3 separate regions of the Homo sapiens genome follow, and all the other regions are linked to region 1. Evidence: read pairs that join two places in POLR2A ChIA-PET (ENCODE). Cell type or tissue: GM12878. All regions are shown on one strand. Each heading gives the region's core, and the rest is flanking DNA. Links, peaks and the distances in the headings are about the cores only. Region 1 overlaps RERE (arginine-glutamic acid dipeptide repeats). Region 2 overlaps GPR157 (G protein-coupled receptor 157). Region 3 overlaps RERE (arginine-glutamic acid dipeptide repeats).

What was found. ChIA-PET counts read pairs that join two places held together with the same protein. Peaks named below come from ENCODE experiments on the same cell type or tissue, not always from the same donor. Only the 100,000 strongest peaks of a DNase experiment are listed, where the experiment ranks them.
Region 2: POLR2A ChIA-PET joins it to region 1 with 7 read pairs; 1 of 35 experiments calls an interaction of 5 or more read pairs at or near these places.
Region 3: POLR2A ChIA-PET joins it to region 1 with 5 read pairs; 3 of 35 experiments call an interaction of 5 or more read pairs at or near these places.

The regions. Positions count from the first base shown.
Region 1 is chr1:8,760,621-8,766,949 of GRCh38, reverse strand. All of the region lies in intron 1 of RERE (arginine-glutamic acid dipeptide repeats), which reads left to right. Among named protein-coding and RNA genes, the nearest start is that of RERE, 54 kb to the left of the region's middle. RefSeq lists an enhancer at 2,830-2,879. In GM12878, for the core only: a CTCF peak has its summit at 2,778 (motif pointing right); DNase peaks (open chromatin) are centred at 2,279 and 2,859; H3K4me3 peaks cover 1,849 bases; H3K27ac peaks cover 3,005 bases.
Region 2 is chr1:9,119,631-9,125,959 of GRCh38, reverse strand. The region is part of intron 1 of GPR157 (G protein-coupled receptor 157); the gene reads left to right. Among named protein-coding and RNA genes, the nearest start is that of GPR157, 6.3 kb to the left of the region's middle. RefSeq lists enhancers at 3,338-3,838, 3,839-4,339. In GM12878, for the core only: no CTCF peak of the experiment used is centred there; a DNase peak (open chromatin) is centred at 3,649; H3K4me3 peaks cover 1,119 bases; H3K27ac peaks cover 2,062 bases.
Region 3 is chr1:8,640,509-8,646,837 of GRCh38, reverse strand. The region is part of intron 2 of RERE (arginine-glutamic acid dipeptide repeats); the gene reads left to right. Among named protein-coding and RNA genes, the nearest start is that of SNORD128, 150 kb to the right of the region's middle. RefSeq lists a silencer at 3,060-3,189. In GM12878, for the core only: no CTCF peak of the experiment used is centred there; a DNase peak (open chromatin) is centred at 3,097; H3K27ac peaks cover 2,756 bases.

The sequences.
Region 1 (6,329 bases), core at 868-5,867:
GTTTAAATATCCAGTTCTACTTATAAACATAACTAACATTAAATTGCATTTTAAAATTAGATAAATGCCCAAGAAAGCTTCCAACAAAACCTTAAAACAAAACCTTCTTAAAACCTTCTCTAAGTCCTTATATAACTTTTGTAAATATAATTAAATTTCACAATATTGTGAATTTTCCTGCTCCCAAACATGTCTTTCTGTGTTTTCCTGTTTTGATAAATGCTACTCAATTTTCTAAGTAAGTAACCCTGGGCTGTGTTGATTCCTTCTCTTCTCCCCACTATATAGAATCAAGTATTGTTTCTTTTTCCTGTATCTCTTATCTCTTCCTAATCCATTACGCTAGTTCAGGCCACTGTCTCTCTCTCTCTCTTTTTTTTCTTTTCTTTTTTTTTTTTTTTTTGCAATGGAGTCTTGCTGTGTTGCCTAGGCTGGAGGGCAGTGGTGTAATCTTGGCTCTTGGCTGACTGCAACCTCCACCTCCTGGGTTCAAGTGATTCTCCCACGTCAGCCTCCTGAGTAGCTGGGATTATAGGTGCGTGCCACTACATCCAGCTAATTTTTTGATTTTTAGTAGAGATGGGGTTTCACCATGTTGGCCAGGCTGGTCTTGAACTCCCGACCTCAAGTGGTCTGCCAGCCTTGGCCTCCCAAGTGCGGGGATTATAGGCGTGAGCCACTGCACCTGGCCACTGTCTCTTGCTTGAATTACTTTATAGATTCCAAACCAGTTGGCATGTTCAAATCCTCTAATTTCTAACAAAATTAGAAATTTTGTTCTTCACTGCTGTAGTCCTTTTGATCTTTTGTTTGTTTTTTCTTTTTGTTGTTGTTGTTTTGAGATGCAGTTTCATTGTTGCCCAGGCTGGAGTGCAGTGTTGCAATCTCAGCTCACTGCAACCTCTGCCTCCCAGGTTCAAGTGATTCTCCTGCCTCAGCCTCCCAAGTAGCTAGGATTACAGGCATGCACCAGCACACTCGGCTAATTTTTTTTTTTTTGAGACGGAGTCTCGCTCTGTCGCCAGGCTGGAGTGCAGTGGTGCGATCTTGACTCACTGCAACCTCCGACTCCCTGGTTCAAGCGATTCTCTTGCCTCAGCCTCCCGGGTAGCCGGGATTGCAGGCACGTGCCACCATGTCCTACTAATTTTTGTATTTTTAGTAGAGACGGGGTTTCACCATGTTGGCCAGGATGGTCTCGATCTCCTGACCTTGTGATCCGCCTGCCTCGGTCTCCCAAAGTGCTGAGATTACAGGTATGAGCTACCTCGCCTGGCATAATTTTGTATTTTTAGTAGAGATGGGGTTTCACCAGGTTGACCTGGCTGGTTTTGAACTCCTGACCTCGGGTGATCCATCCACCTCAGCCTCCCAAAGTGCTGGTATTACAGACATGAGCCACCGCATCCGGCCTTTTGTTTGGTTTTATAACAGCTTTATTGAGATACAATTCACATATCATATAATTTACCTACTTAAATTGTACAATTCAATTGTTTTTTGTGTTCACAGAGTTGTGCAATCATCACTGCAATTTCAGAACATTTAATTATGCCCAGAAGAAATCCTGTATCCATGAGCAGTTACTCCTCATTTCCTCCTCTACTCATCCCCCAGCCCTAAGCAGCCCTTAATCTTCTTTCTGTCTTTATGGATTTGCCTATTCTGGACATTTCACGTTAATTGAATCATGTAGTCTTTTGTAACTGGCTGCTTTGACTTAGTATAATGTTTTCAAGGTTCACCCATGTGGTAGCATAACATCTGTACTTCATTCCCAATAAATGCCAAATCATAGTCCATTGTGTGGCTATGCCACATTTTATTTATTCACTAGTTGATGGACACTTTGAATGGTTCTACTTTTTGGCTGTTAAAAAAATGCTGTTGTGAACGTTCATGTACAAACTTCTGTGAGGATGTGTATTTGCATTTCTCTTGGGGTGACTTCCAAAGCCTAAGAGTGAAATTTTTGGGGGGTATGGAACCTCTGTTTAACATTTTGAGAAACTGACAAACTGTTTTCCAAAGTGGCTACACCATGTTACAATTTTACTAGCAATGCATGAACCTTGCAGTTTTTCCACATTAGCACTAATACTTACTATCTGGGTTTTGGATTGTAGCCATTCTGATGGGTGTGAAGTGGTATCTTACAGTTTTGATTTGCATTTCCCTAATGAGGTTGAGCCTCTGTCTTGTGCTTACTGGCCCTTTGCTTTTTTGGAGCCTTTGATCTTTTAAAAATAGAAATCTGGGTGAATTACGTCCCTGAGTAATGGCTGTGTGGTGAACATTCTTTTCTTCTTAGCCTGGTCACCTCTTGCTTGCTTCAGTTTACAGGTAATTTTCTTCAGGGAGCCTTCCTTGAACCCCGGCTGTTTGCATTCAGCCCACTCTGTTGTTGTGATTGTTTATCTAGACTTCCTTTCTGACCACACTAAGCATAGTTAACAGAGATTATACTTGGCATGGGATTGACTGGATGACTGAATACATAGATGACTGTAGCTTTTTTTTGTTTTTAAACATTTAACTTAAGAAAAAAATTCTGTCTTGGAGTTAGTACCCGAAGCAGTATTTCATGATTTTTGTGTGTTCCTTGTTTCCTCTCATTTTCCCGATGGCACTAAGGCACCTGGCTGGGATCCTATAGAGAGCGACACATTGCAGTTGCTCTCTGCATAGTAAGCTTCCCCCAAGAGTCATAGATGAGGCAAAACCCATGTGTACTCTGAGGCCAGGGCTGAGTGCATAAGGAGCAGCTGCAACTTGCCCTGGGGATATTCTTTGACCTGGAGGAGGCAGTGATGAGGGAAAGGGAAGACAGCGTGGGAACCATCTTGATAAGAAGCATGGGGTTCTGAGAAATAGCCTCCTAGGATTGGTACACTGCAGCTGGTGGCAGAGGTCTTCTTGACCTTGAGTTAGCTTTTTGAGTGAGAATAAATAACAGTCAACTAGCACCTTCACTTCCTGAATTATAGGAGGGACTTTTTTTTTTTTTTTTTAGACGGAGTCTTGATCTGTTGCCAGGCTGGAGTGCAGTGGCGTGATCTCGGCTTACTGCAACCTCTGCTTTCTGGGTTCAAGTGATTCTCCTGCCTCGGCCTCCCGAGTAGTTGGGACTACAGGTGCGCATGCCACCACACCCGGCTAATTTTTGTACTTTTAGTAGAGATGGGGCTTCACCATGTTGGCCAGGATGGTCTCTATCTCCTGACCTCGTGATCCGCCTGCCTCGGCCTCCCAAAGTGCTGGGATTACAGGCATGAGCCACCGTGCCCGGTCTTGTTTTTTGTTTGTTTGTTTTTTGAGACGGAGTCTAGCTCTGTCGCCCAGGTTGGAGTGCAGTGGTTCGATCTTGCCTCACTGCAACCTCTGCCTCCCAGGGTCAAGTGATTCCCCTGCCTTAGCCTCCTGAGTGGCTGGGATTACAGGCGTGCGCCTCCACATCTGGCTGATTTTTTTGTGTTTTTAGTTGAGACGGGGTTTCATTATGTTGGTCAGGCTGGTCTCAAACTCCTGATTTCAAATGATCCATGCGCCTCAGTCTCCCGAAGTGCTGGGATTACAGGTGTGAGCCACTGCGCCCAGCTGGACATCATTTTTAATACTGCATGGAAACTCTTGATTATGGGAGTAGATTTTTTTTCTTTTAGTTTTCAAGAAGTACCTCTTACTTATTTTTTTAAGGACGTCTTATTTCTGAACTGAGAAGTGAATTACACCCTATGATTTTTTGCAGAGTTGTACAAAAACAAATAGAATCTGGATTTGTTCCTATGGTTGTAACTTTACTGAGGTAAATATTATCTTTCTCCATCAAGCTGTCTAGAAATAATCTTCTGTTTTCATTTTCGTCCTCTAAACCTGCTATATATTGCAGATAGGAAATTTCTGAGTCACTGTTTTCTTTTTTAAGCTTACTGGACCCTAACTTCTTTTAGTCTTCCATGCCTAGATTTTTGCTGATTGAGGGACTGTGATAATTTTTTTTTCCTCCTTTGCTCAAGAGTGTGACTTTACTGTAGAAGGCAAAATACTAATTTTCCATGGTCCCAGGTCATTCTGGAATTTTGAGCTCCTAGTCTTCATTTATGTGGTGTAGTTTCTCCATAAGCCTTGCCATAAGGGGAAGAAAAAGAGGAGCTGACCTTATGGTGGAAACATCAATGTTTGGAGAAGAAGTATTGGAGAAATAAGGAGGCTGTTTTAAACAGGGTGGTCATTAAGGTCATCTTGAATCGTTTAGTCCATTATCAGAGGAAAGTCCCCCTGAGGCTTCATCCAGAAGGACCAAAGCTGAGGCCCTAGGAAATGTTCCTGGCCTCAGTGAATAGTAGAGTTAGATGGTGCCTGACCTAGCTAACTGATGCTACTTTTTTTGTCTTCAAATAAAATAAGCACCTTTCTCGGGTATTCTAGGAACCAAAAAGGGCTGGTTTCATGGAAATTATGATTAGTCTTCACAATTTGTATGTTTTAAAAAAATTAAGTAAATGGGCACAAGTTCTTGTGCTGAAAAGCTTGTGTTATAACCGAGAAAGCTGATTTGTAATTTTTTCATTCATTTGTCAAATATTTAAGTACCTACTGTGTGCAAGTATATTTTCACCAGAATTTGTGGGAGACTCACAGTTCAATTAGACATTGAACCTTCTCCTAAGGCGCTTGTCTTCCAGTAGGGTGACGATGCTTGTATGTCAGTACAGGTACTTGTGATAGGAGGCTGAAATTGGTAAGGGTCAAGTGAGGTACTGCTGAAGTTCAGAGGAGGAAGCAATGACCTCTCCTTAGGGGAAGGAGATTACACAAGGTTGCTTGGAGAAGGAGGCATTTGGTCTGAATCTTGAAGGGTTGATTGGTGGGGAATGGAGCCTTTTTGAAGGTGTTCTGATAAAGGAGTGACATGATAGAGTTGTGTTTTAGGATAGCTATTTCTAGTATGTCATGAAAGGAAGAGAGTGAAGACTGGGTGGAAAGTAATGAGAATCTAACCTTTCTTTTTTCTTTTCCTTTTTTTTGAGACAGAGTTTCACTCTTGTTGCCCAGTCTGGAGTGCAATGGCGTGATCTTGGCTCACTGCAACCTCCGCCTCTTGGGTTTAAGTGAGTCTCCTGCCTCAGCCTTCCGAGTAGCTGGGATTACAGGCATGCACCACCACGCCCGACTATTTTTTTGTATTTTTAGTAGAGACGGGGGAGTTTCTCCATGTTGGTCAGGCTGGTCTTGAACTCCTGACCTTAGGTGATCTGCCTGCCTCGACCTCCCAAAATGCTGGGATTACAGGCATGAGCCACCATGCCCGGCCGAGAATCTAACCTTTCTAACTGTAGGGGAAATGAAGAGGTATGACAGATGGGAGACGTTGTAGAGGTAGAATTAGTTGGATTTGGCAACTGTTAGAACAAGGCATATAGTCTTACATGTGGGGGAGGTGTGAAGCATAGGTAATTTGCATTACACCTGTGCCATTAAAAAATTGGGAACACAGGAGGACAAACTGATTTGAGGAAGAAGATGCTAATAAATACAGCTTTTTATTGAGATGAGTGATTTTTGTCATTAGGCAGATGGAAATATTTAATATCTTGAGAAGTCATCAAGGTTAAGATGGAGATACTGAGAATGGGGTAGTTGAAGCCCCGAGGTGGAATAAAATTGCCAAAGGATTTAGTGTCAGATGTATCTTTTCCAAGTTTGTCACATTGCAAAACCTGAAAATCCTCCAGTTTTAGGACAGGATTGCTCTGGTGTTGTTTAAAGAACTCAGATTCTTCCTTTGAGTTTTTATTTCTCTTTGAGGTTCTTTCATTTTGATTCTCATTTTGGTAAGACGGTAAAGCATAATGGTTCCGAGTCTGAGCTTGAGAACAGAAGGATTGGGTTTGAATCCTTGTTCTGCCACCTCTCTGTCCTGTAATCCTGTTAGAGTTATGGAACGTCTTTGTGCCTCCATTTCCTTGTCTATATAATGGAGCTGATAATAGCTAAATGATAGGGTTGTTTATACATTAGTGGGATAATGTATGAAAATAATTTAGCCTGGCACATGGAACATAAGAAGTGCTCCATAAATGGTAGCTAATGTTGCCCTGAGAGTCTTGCTGGCTCCACTGCTTCTAATCCTAGAGTGTAGAGCTTCTCTTTTTAAATATAAAATTGTACAAAGTGTTTTGTTTTCATTTAGCATAACTGACACTGGCTGGATTTTCAAAGAATTTAACTTAGTATTAATATTAGTATTCCAAGGGAATAATTATAGTAAATATATTAAGAAACCATCCTGGGTGACAGAGCGAGACCCTATCTTCAAAACACAACAA
Region 2 (6,329 bases), core at 844-5,843, 360 kb before region 1:
ACAAACATGATAAATGCGAGTTTCACTGGCATTTTTCTACAGTATTATTGATGGTGTGAATTGAAATAGTCTTTGTAGAAAGTATTTGGTTCATACCCCTTGATCCAATAATCCTATTTACCAAAGCCTAGTCTAATGAGATAATCTAAAATATGTACAAAGCTGTATGTACGAAGGTGTTTGTGAGGCACTTATGGTGAGAATTTGGAAGTGACCTCAAGGTCCAACAGTGGGGGAACAGGAAGTTAAGAGTCTACCCTCCCCTTCTGAAATGGTATGCAGCTCTTTGATACTGGTTTTGAATTCTGTAAGTCATTTTTTTAAATGATATGATTCAATGCGAAGTGACAGAAACCATCGCTAACACTGATTACAGCCACATAAAGGCAGGAGGTTAGAGAGAATCCTGCACGTGCACAAGTTCCCAGGAGAGCACCTGCGTGGCCCCCTTTACAGAGAGAGGAGGGCAGTTTAGACCTCATCCTCAGGAAATCACATTTCAGCATGAGCTGTGTCTGGCCCCTGATGTTTGCAGAGTGCTGTTCCATTCATTAGCTCACTAATCACCAATAACCCAACAGGGCCAGGAGTGGTAGCTCACACCTGTAATCCCAGCACTTTGGGAGGCTGAGGCAGGAGGATCACTTCAGCCCAGGAGGTTGAGGCTGCAGTGAGCCGAGACCACCACTGCATTCCAGCCGGAGTGACAGAGTGAGACCTGTCTCAAAAAAAAAGAAAAAGAAAAAAAAAGTAACCCAACAGAATGGATGGGTGGGGTGATTACCCTCATAGCAGATGTGATGGCCCAGGGCTACATAGCTAGTAAGGTATTGTGGGATCTGGCCAGCAGCCGGCAATGCAATGGGGCTCTCTCTTTGTTCCCAGGCAGATCGGCAGGTCAAGAAATAATAGACACACACAAGATAGTGAAAGCTGGGTCCAACAGGGGGGTCGCCCGCGGTGCCAACAATGCACTGGATATACCAGCATTTATTATTAAGTTTAGTGAGGGCGGGGGTAGGTTAGTGAGGGATTTAGGGTCATTTGATTATGAGGTGAGACGGTCACATGGTGATGAAGTAATTCTTTAACATAACATCTGTATGCAGAAGTACAGTATACAGGGATAAGAATTTACAATATAGTGTGTGCATCAGTAATTTCTAACAGAGCCTTAAAACAGAAATACAGTCTTTCCATAACCTATGATTAGCAAGATATTAATCAGCAGTAACAGTTGCAGCAAAAGCTGGTTACAAACAATCCATAGCAACGGGAGGTGAAGCTAGACAACCAGTTAGACCAGAAATTCTCAGAAGGGAGTATGCCATAACCCTAAAGAGGCCTAGAAGAGCCGTGGGGTGTTTATAGGTGAGGGCGTTTATAGCCCTATGTTGTCCATATGGACAGGCACACCCCATGAGTCCGTTTATAGGCTCTCCACAAGGGTCGCATTCCATTCCCAGAGCTATGAACATCTGCTTTTCTGGGATAGGAATCTTGGTGATGTGAAACCTCCCTGACTGCACGTCCATTCATAGGCTCTCTGCAGGGGGAAGCACATCACGCGCTGTTGGCTCATTCTGGCAGTCCAACCTGGCATTGTCTTTACACAATCCTGCATGCAATTTTGTATTTACAATAATCAGGAGCATTTCATCTTTTATGCCATACCAATAGTTTCAGGGAGTCTCCCTTCAGTAAAGGAGAGGCTCAGAGTTAGAATCTACTTCTGACCCAGTCCAAGACTCCTTTTAGGAGTCTATGTTGTCTTTTGGCTGTAACAGGTTTTAAAAACTGAGATACAATTTCAACAATAATTTATTTTTAGGTTGGGCACAGTGGCTCACGCCAGTAGTCCCAGCAGTTTGGGAGGCTGAGGTGGATGGATTACTTGAGCCCAGGAGTTTGAGACCAGCCTGGGCAACATGGCAAAATCCTGTCTCTACAAAAAATTTAAAAAATTAGCCGAGTGTGGTGGTGTGCGGCTGCAGTCCCAGCTCCTCAGGAGGCTGAGATGAGAGGATCACTTAAGCCCAGGAGGCAGAGGTTGCAGTGAGCTGAGATTGTGCCATTGTACTCCAGCCTGGGTGACAGAGCAAGACCCTATCTCAAAACAATTAAAATTAAATATTTGTATATATATTTAATATTATATATATATAATATTAAATATATATTTAATATTAAATATATATAATATTAAATATATAATATTAAATATATATTTAAAATTATATATAAATACATATTTAAAATTAAATATATATTAAATATATATTTAATATTAAATATATATTTAATATATATTTAATATTAATGTATATTTAAAATATATTTAATTTTAAATATATATTAAATATACATTAATATTAAATATATATTTAAAATATATTTAAATATATATTTAAATTAGATATATTTAAATATATATTTAAATTAAATATATATTTTGAATATATAATTTATATATTTTTAAAATATATATTTAAATTAAATATATATTTTAATATGTATTTAAATTAAATATATATATTTTAATATGTATTTAAATTAAATATATATTTAAATTAAATATATATATTTAATTTAAATATATATTTAAATTAAATATATATATTTAAATTAAATATATATATTTTAATATATATTTAAATTAAATATATATTAATTTAAATATATATTTAAATATATATATTTAAATATATATTTAAATTAATATATATTTAAATATATATTTTAATAAATATATATATAAATTTTATTTATATATATATATATATATTTTTTTTTTTTCCCACCCAAGACAGTTTCACTCTTGTTGCCCAGGCTGGGGTACAATGGTGCGATCTCTCGGCTCACTGCAACCTCCACCTCCCGTGTTCAAGTGACTCTCCTGCCTCAGCCTTCCAAGTAGCTGGGATGACAGGCATGCGCCACCATGCCTGGCTAATTTGGTATTTTTAGTAGAGATGGGGTTTCACCGTGTTGCTCAGGCTGATCTCAAACTCCTGACCTCAAGTGATCCACCCACCTCAGCCTCCCAAAGTGCTGGGATTACAGGTGTGAGCCACCGCAGCTGGCCTTTATTGAGATTTTTGTCCGTGGACTAACAGTGTCCCTGATAGCAAAGGAAAATCTTGGCTTGTATGTTGACTTAATTTTCATATATCTTTATTCTCCTTCCATCTGAAACAGTTCTCCCACCTTTCTTGGTGTTTTATGATACTGACATTTTTGAAGAGTACAGTCCCGGTATTTTATAGAAAGCCTCTCAATTTGGGTTTGTCTGGTGCTTCCTCATAAGTGGGTTCAGGTTGTGCATGTTTGGCAGGATATCCCAGAAACATGTTTTTCTCATTGCTTTCTACCTGGTGGCCAGCAACTTGGACATATTCCCTTACTGGTGATGTTAACTCTCATCACTGGGCTAAGGTGATATCTGCCAAGTTCCTGCACTGCAAGTTAACTCTTTTCCCTTTTGTAGTTAAGAAGTGTCTTGCTGAGAGACAACGGTGGCTCGAAAGCCTATCACGTCTCCAGCTTTCACCCAAGCGTTTCGTGTCCACTGATTCTGACAGCATTTTGAATTTTTTGGTGGCAGTTGCTTTTTTAAGGTTGTGTGAGATACTCAATGTTCAGGGGAAGTCCCTGTGTTTAAGAAGTCCCTTTCTACTCTGTCTTAGCTGGTGAGGCGGCTCCCACAGACGTCCTTGTCTTTGACTTTCATGTGGTGTGCCTGAGTGGCTGTGTGTTTACCACGCCCACCTGAGGGAGGCCAGAGCTGCTGTGGAGGGGGTCATTTCCCCACCTCCCACATAAGGGGACCTGCCTTTCCAAGAGTGGCGCAGCCCTTCCTCCCCTCACGGTGGTGGGCGCCAGCGTGATGCCAGACCAGGGTCAGCAGGGGTGAGGTGACCACCCCCTCCACCAGGACCTCCATGGGGCCAGGCATCAGCTGTATGGCCTGTGAGCATAGGGGGGCTGCTAAAGGGTCGGGACAGCTCATTTGGGGGTCAGAAGGAAGCGTCCTGGCCGAGCCGGTTCATCTCGGGAATCTCTGAGTTTCTTCTGGCCCCGCTGAGCTGGGGGCAGGTGTGGGTATGACTCCAGCAGGGTCTAGCCCCCGTGCCTCTCACACACACGTTCATCCACCCTCTAGGGTTACAGAGGAAGCAAGAGTCTGTGACCCCCCATGTTTGCCATAAAAACCCTGCTCTGGGGGCAGTGGGAAGTCCCAACGTAGCAAAAAGGGGAAACCTGGGCCTGGAGCTGGAAGGTTGTCAGAGTTCTCTAATTTGTTTTTTGTTTGTTTGTTTTGAGATGGAGTCTAGCTCTGTCACCCAGGCTGGAGTGAAGTGGCGCAATCTCGGCTCACTGCAGCTTCCACTTCCTGGGTTCAAGCCATTCTCCTGCCTCAGCCTCCCATGTAGCTGGGAATACAGGCGTACACCACCACGTCTGGCTAATTTTTTTGTATTTTTAGTAGAGACGGTGTTTTACCCTGTTGGCCAGGCTGGTCTCAAACTCCTGACCTCAAATGATCCACCTGCCTCGGCCTCCCTAAGTTCTGGGATTACAGGTATGAGCCACCACACCTGGCCTGTTTTGTTTTGTTTTGTTTTTTTGAGACAGAGTCTGGCTCTGTCACCCAGGCTGGAGTGCAGTGGTGTGATCTCTACTCAGTACAGCCTCTATCTCCCAGGTTCAAGCGATTCTCCTGCCTCAGCCTCCCAAGTAGCTGGGATCACAGGCGTGCGCCACCACTCCCGGCTAATTTTGTATTTTTAGTAAAGACGGGATTTTACCATGTTGGCCAGGCTGGTCTCGAACTCCTGACCTCATGTGATCCAGCCACCTCGCCCTCCCAAAGTGCTGGGATTACAGGCGTGAGCCACCGCACCTGGCCTGAGTTCTCTAATTTGAAACGAGCTCACCGTGGCACTGCAAGGACAAGCCAGTGGCAGAGCTGGCCCGTCTCCCCAGGCAGTGGCATCTGAATGAGGGATGGATGCAGTGGCCACATGAATAGTACCCCATGTCGGCCACTACTCCTGAAAATATCAATCATTGAACTGGTTTCGTTTATTTCCCCATAAAAGTTTTCTGAGGTGACTGGTGAAGGTGGCAGCGCTGTGTCCCTGTGTGCAGCAGGAAGCTCATGGCAGAGCGCTGAGCACCAGCAACTTGGCAGGAGGTGTGAGAACTCAGGCTGCCCATCCCTGAGCTGAGGGCTACAGACGGTGGCACTAGGGCATGAGTGTGCATCTGCGAGTTCCTTTAGACATTCCTCTCCCCTTCTGCAGTTAAAGCTGCAGAGTGACCTCGTGGTAGCCTGGCCTAGGGGCTGACTCCCTGAACTTCTCCCAAGTCCTGACCCTTCTGCCGCTGGAGCTGGACAATAAGTGTCCATTGTTCCCAGGGAAGAAACCTCCAGGCAGCCTCTCACCAGGCCTCACTCCCTACAGCTGGGCTTCCCCCAGCCCTGCTCTGTCCTGAGGTTTTTAAATTGGCATATTGTTGCACAAGAGTTTGGTTCTCAAAGCGTTTTCTGAGTTATGTTAACATCCCCAGGTCTCATGGTACCTACACCAGGCATTGTGTTTGGCCCAGAGAAGGGACCTGCTTGTTTTCCTCCTGGCAGGTGCCAGCCCCCAGAGATCTGTAGGAAGGATGAAGTTTGGGGTGGGGAAAAGGTACAGGAATCCCAGGGTGGGGGCAGGTGATTGAGCAGACTCTGCCTTGAGCCCCCTTCAGTCTAACCTCTGACCCCTTCCTGGCAGCAGGGATGGCATCCTAAGGGTCTTTGAAAACCAGTGGGCTGCTTTTCAATATAACTGTCCATTTGTGTGTGAAGTGGAGGTGTGTCTCCCTGTCTGCAGGTGCCCCCACCCTGACTCTGGTGGGGACAGGTTCCAGGAACCACACAACAGAAGATCCCCGGTTGGGCAGCGCTGGGAACTCCCAAGGACCCGCTCTGAAGGGCAGGGAAACCGAGAGCATTGCTGTCCTGGGGACAAGTGGCCTGCCTGTGGTCATCTGACCGACACCACGACACCACGCAGGGGAATTCAGGTCTCGCAGATGGTTTATTCACTGCTTGGCTAATCCCCGGCAGTACTTCCACTTCCTTTCTCTGGAGGACACTTAAAAGGTGTTGAGTTCCAAAAAGGGCTAAGCTCCTGACAAGTATGAATGGCTTTTTGTCATTTTCTCCTCCATGAGCTGGTGGAGGGTCCCGGCCCAGCTTTGCCAATCTGGGCATTGTGGGGGTAGGGAGTTTCCAAGTCATCCCTGACCTCTGAGATTGGGGGCCCTAGGAGCTGGGA
Region 3 (6,329 bases), core at 700-5,699, 120 kb after region 1:
CATGTTACCTCTGAAGGCACCAGGGAAGGATCTGTTTCAAGCCTCTGTCCTTGCTTACAGTAGTTTGCTGCTTTGTGGCAGCGTAGTGGTGATCTTTCATAGCATTCTCTTTGTGTACATATCTCTGTGTCTATCTACATTTTTCCTTTTTGTAAGGATGCCAGTCATATTGGATTAGGGCTCACCTTACTTAATGTTAACTAATCACACCTACAGTGTAATTATATTTTCATGTGTCCTTATTTTAGTTACATTGGCAATGATGACCCTGTTTTTTTTTTGTTTGTTTGTTTTTTTTTGAGTGGCGGGGAAGGGTCTCACTCTGTTGTCCAGACAACAGTGCAGTGACATGAACACGGCTTACTGAAGCCTTGAACTCCCGAGCTCAAGTGGTCCTCCTGCCTCAGCCTCTCAAGTAGCTGGAACTACAGGTGCACGGCACTGTGCCCAGCTAGTTTCTAATTTTTTTTTAGAGAAGGGATCTTGTTTTGTTGTCTAGGCTGGTCTTGAACTCCTGGACTCAAGCCAGGAGTCTTGCCTCAGCATCTCAAAGTGTTGAGATTACGGGCATGAGCCACTGTGCCTGGCCTTACCTGTTCTTTAATAAGGTCACATTCTGAGCTATTGGGAGTAAAGACTTCAACATACGAATTTTGGGAAGGACAAACTCATCCTGTAACAGGCAGGAAGAGCTTTGTTGTTAGGTAGACTCAGGTTCAGGTGTTTCACATTTGAGAGCTTTGTTGTTAGGTAGACTCAGGTTCAGGTGTTTCACATTTGAGTGACATCTCCTCAGTTCTCTTAGTTGTATGTCTTTGGAACAGTTGGGAAAATGTAGTTCTTATTTTCAGTCACATTATAGTGAACTTTTAGTTATGGATTACATTAGTTAACTTTTAATTTCTTCTGTTTCTTTTGAAATTTTATTTCATCTTTTAGTTGATTGCCTTTTCATGTATATTAGGAAGTTATTCAAATTCCACGTATGTGAAAGACAATTCTTTAGCACATAAAAACTTATTACTTCGTGAGGATAGAGGAAAGAGAAAATACTAAAGTTATTCTAATTAGAGAAATGGGAAGTGATATTTGAGACAAATTAATCATATCTTTTTTGATTTTATAGGGAAAGGATCATTAAGTATCATGAAACCTGTACTGTAGTTGTTCTCTGCACCAAGCATTGGCCACAGATTGGCATCCCATGGGAGTTGGTTAGAAATGCAGAATCTCAGATTCCGCCCCCAATCTGCTGAATCAAAATCCATGTTTTATATAATAAGATGTCCAGGTGATTTAAACACACGTTTAGATTTGAGAGTCACTAATCACTCATTAGTGCTTCCCAGTCTTTTTCAAGCTAACGCAGATATAAAATGAGTCCATTGCATGAGGTGAGAGGATTAGTACCCAGCATGCTTGTCACTTACCTGTGGCAGACTACAAATTAGGCAGATCAAAAATTAGAGAAAAAATATGTGATTTCATGGCTTGAGATTTTGACGTTAAAATATGATGCATGCAGTTCAAGAAGAACAGAGGTGGCTGCAGAATTACATTCTGGCCAAATTATTGGGAATAATTTGCATCTTCTAAAGTGCCTGATTGCAAAGGGCACTGTGAACTTGGCTGTAAATAGTAAGGGAGCTACAACATGGGTGACAACCAGTTTTAAAGCACCTTCTATCTACTGGATTTGCTTTGAGTGTGTAATTTCTAGTCCTTAGAAAATTCCTATACAACCTAGACATTGTTTCCCTGCTGTACAGATGAGGAAACAAAGACATGGAGGCCAAAGTCACACAGCTGGTTTGTAAAATGGTATGGGCCTGTGAGAACTGGTTAAAGCCAAGAATGAACGGACATTTGCATAAAACCCTGAAGAGAATACAAAAAACAAATAACCTGTGTGGAAGAAAAAAGAAGAGATAGACTGATTTCTTCGAAAATGCAAGTGATATAATTACTTTGCTCTTTTTCTCTTTTCTCCTTTTACTCCTAAAATTATTTATAGCTCTCCTGTTGCCAAAAATTGTATGTCTAGTCAGGCACAGTGGTGAGCATCTGTAGTCCCAGCTCCTCAGGAGACTGAGTTGGCAGGATCACTTGAGCCCAGAAGTTTGAGGCTAGCCTGGGCAACATAGTCCATAAGGAAACTATGGGAAGTAAGCTGAGAAGGTGAGTAGTAAATTGTTCAAGAATACATAGGCTAATGGTGATTACTGGATTTTGAACCCTAAGTAACTGAAAGAGAAATACACATTTTTCTATGATCTAATAAAAAGCAAGCATGTTGTATGCATGAAAAGTTTTTTGATGCAAGGTGGTGTACATTGATCACATAACACAAAGGGCAATGTGTTGTTAGAGTGGCTCACATAATTACAGGCTTCCCCCATAATGGTTGGGAAGCTGGAAAAAAGCCTCCAAAACCTACTTGGAACGAGAGCGTTCAGGTACTTGGTTGGCGGGAACTACTGACCGTTCCAACCACATGCTATAACTGGAATAGGGCCCTTCAGGATCTTCCTGTCCTTGCTGTCACTCAGCTCAAGATTCACAGTTCCAAAAGAGTAAATATAGTATGTCTACCTTGAATTGCATGCACATGTCTTGTATAAAAAAAGACAGAAACCTGGATTGATTGCTTTCCCAAGCCTGCACATGATGGGGCTAAAGTTATTCCCCACAATGAGCTTGGGAAGCAGTTTGGTAGGGGAAATAGATGTGGGCTGGCCATGAGACCTTGTTATTGCATATGGATATTTAGCAATAGTTTGTTTTGCTTTGTGTGTGATAGGTAAGTAAATAGAACAGTGAGGTCAATAGAATGTGCACTTTATGCTGGTTCATGTGCAACTTTTGCTAGGCAAGAGGAGTGTGACCAGATGGAATAGAATTATAATATATACTTTAATGGTATAATGTGGGATTGTATTTTAGCAGGAAAGGAAAAAAATAGGTGAGAATTTAAACTTTCACTCTGGCTGTTGCATCAGCAGGAGCTTTCTCATTTCTATTGAAAATGAAATGAAAAATGAACACCTGTCCCCTGGGGTTCCCTCCCCAGAGAGGCACACGCTAACATTATGCTCTGTGGCAGGTTGCCCTGTCTGCTGTGCTCACCTTCACAAAAACCCCCAGATTACTGCATTGTTTTGGTGCCTTCAAGCCAGCATCTGTTGTTTTCATGTATTCTCAGTATCACCTTTGGCAGCGTGCAGCCACTCTTGGGTAACTGCCTGGGTTTCTTATTTCTTAAGTATTGATTTTTAACAAAATAGCCATCTGATTTCAGAGTTGCATAGGGTTTGAGTAGTCTGCTTTTTACCCTGTATTTTACGTAAGTCCTTTCATTTTTAGTGAACATTTTTGCTGAATATGTGGTCTTCCCAGTAACATATATTGTGTTATAGCAGAAATATCTACATAAGAAGCAGTGAACCACAGTGTGTTCAAAAACTGTGTTCCAGAGGAAACAGAAATGTTCTTTAGGTGGCTGTTTAAAAATTGGGCTCAATAATGAGCAAAAACATGTTGAAAGGTCAATCTTTGAAGGTATTTTTATGAGCAATTAATGATCAGATTCAGGAATGCAGCCTGGTGATGACCTACTCATGGATTCCACTCTTCTACCTCTTAACTTTCCACCTTCCTGGGGCCAATTGATCCAGAAATTGTTTGAGCCCACTAGGATTTTCAATTCTTGGATCCCCCCACCTTTCACAGTCACTCACACCCATGGCATCTTCCATTTCCATTTCTGTTGTGTGTCTTTTTCCATGCTGGTTGGTTCCAGCAGGACAGGGATCTTTTTCCCCGATGTATCCCAGGTACTTGGAAAAGTGTCTAGCACATTCTAGGCACTTACTCATTCCCTAGATACCTATTAGCGCAGGCAGAGTTAGCTGCTAGATGTGAGTGCTTAGCCCTAGGTGCCTCTCTTGGGTAGCATTGTCTCAGCTGTTCTTCCTTTAGCAGTTGAGTAGGAGACATGTGCACAGAGCAGTTGATGGGAGGACTTTTTGGGAAGAGTCCTTAAGATTGATATTTATATGCAGAAATGACTGTCCAGAAGGTTTACCTAGGTTTAAAAAAATTGATATTCAATTTGTTAAAGTTGCAAATTGAAGGACACTGTTACACTTTTTAAAAAATTCAGCTTATAAATCTCATTTATAAATTAAACATTTTAATCACTTTTAAGGGATTTTGAATTACAAATTAGTCTTGTTTATAAACTCGTTAATATCTTCAACATTTAAGCTTGCCTTTACTAATTTAATATTTGGTTTCTATTTTTAAAAAGTCTATTAACACAAACCTCAAGTACTTAACTCTTCTTATAAGTTAATTAGACTTACAAGTGAAACAGCCCTAAAAAATTCTCTTAGATGTTTCAGTGTTGTGCATAAACTTCCTTAGGTTTCATCTTGACCACAAATCTGAATCAGTTACACAGAGGGAGAAAGGACAGCATAATCTAGTACCCCACTGCTGGTGGGTTAACGTGGAGTAGAGGACAGCCTCTGTGCCTTTGTCTTTTCATCAATAAAATGGGGATAAGAGTACCTACCTCCAGAATTGTGATGGGGATTAAATAAGTATATACACAAGCACATAGGTGCGGAACTCAGAAAGGGCCAGTCCTATATTAAAATCCTTGTTAAGTGTTACTGTTTTAGATTGGGGTTTTAGATTGGGGTTACAAGGCCAGTTTCTAACAGACCAAATTCTTTCAACTATAAAATTATTTAAAATATAAAATATATCCTGATTTTTTGACCCCCAAAATGTTAATACGATACTTTTGATTCTGTTAAATCCTTCTGCACTTTTCTAGATCTTCACAGAGATAAAAGATGTATATTAAGTTAAGGAAGTGAACTGCCACCCTAGTTAATTTGATTACTTAATTTTTAATCCTCCTTGGTTTGAAAGATAGTTGCTAAGTCTCCATTATCAAAACTCCAAAAGGGGATGGCTCCTGGCCTCACGTGATCTAATTCTGAATGAGGAAAGACAGTGAATTACTTAAGGTGTCGCCATGATAAACTAGGGTAAATCATGAATATTTTCAGAGATGTTACTGCCTCACAGTTGTATGATATGTTCTGTGAGTCTTATTGGTTGGTTGTAAAAGCAAGCTGACAGCCTTCAGAAGACCTTCTTTGTTCAGCACAGAACCTGGAGGTACTTGATTAATTCAGTAGTGTGTGGAGAGAAACAGTGGGGCAAGGAGTTCTTTGGTTTGACTCTCCAAGCCAGATGCTAAAATCAGTCCGGAGGACTGTGACAGAGTTCCAATCACAGTGCAACAAGATTTATATTTACCTAGAATCTAATTGGACTGAGATTTCCTGCAGTTATATTAAAATCCTCTGTCCTTTTTTCTTAGTGAGCAAGCATTTGAACTCCTAAGCTCTGGAGATTTAGCTTTAGCTGGCTCAATTAATTGTTAAATGTTCCCCTTATTATAATTATACATAGATGCCTTACTTTGTAGTAGCTAAGAAAATTGCTGAAAGAGTTGTTTAATCTGTTATACTCTATCAGTTTTGTAAAAAGCTCTGTTTAAAGGGAAACTATTTTCATTTGAAGTGGCATGGTGGTATTTGAGTTGGATAACGTAATTTAAATGGAAATGCAGGAATTTGGCTCTTTTTCTTGACAGAGATTGGCTTGTATTTGACATTGACCCATGTGTTTGTCATCTTTCCAGATATTGCCTTCTATTTATTCTGACAGCTTCACCAGCTGAGAAAACCAGACTTTCCAAAATTAAAAATACTGTCTATGAAGATGGAGCAGTGTATTTTGTTTGTTAAATTACTTTAAAATGTATGTGGACAAGAGTGATTTGTTGTTTTAAAAAGTTTTAAATACTGCAGAATAGATGGCTGTGCATGAATTTTACTTTGGAGCTATGTGAATACCCTAAATACTAGAAAAAGTGAGGATAAATGCTTCACTATTTTACTCCTTCCTTAGTATTAGTCTGAGTTTTATAATGCGTATTGTAAGTACCAGAGATAGATGGGAGAAGGTAAGTTAGTCACTTCATTCTTTTAAGTGAATGCTTAAATGCCTGGAAATGGGTAAATTTCTAGTCACTTTACCAAGTCCATTGAATTCATACATAATGACTATTTGTCATTATATATGCATTAAATATCCAGTACCTTTAAGTCTTTTTCATTATTTCACCATTAAAAATGTACTCAAGCTAATTAGGCATCATAGTATATGTTACATATGAAAGATACTCCACCACTGTTCACTCATTTAACCCCTAAATGTGTTTTCTGACTTACATCTCTAGATTTCCC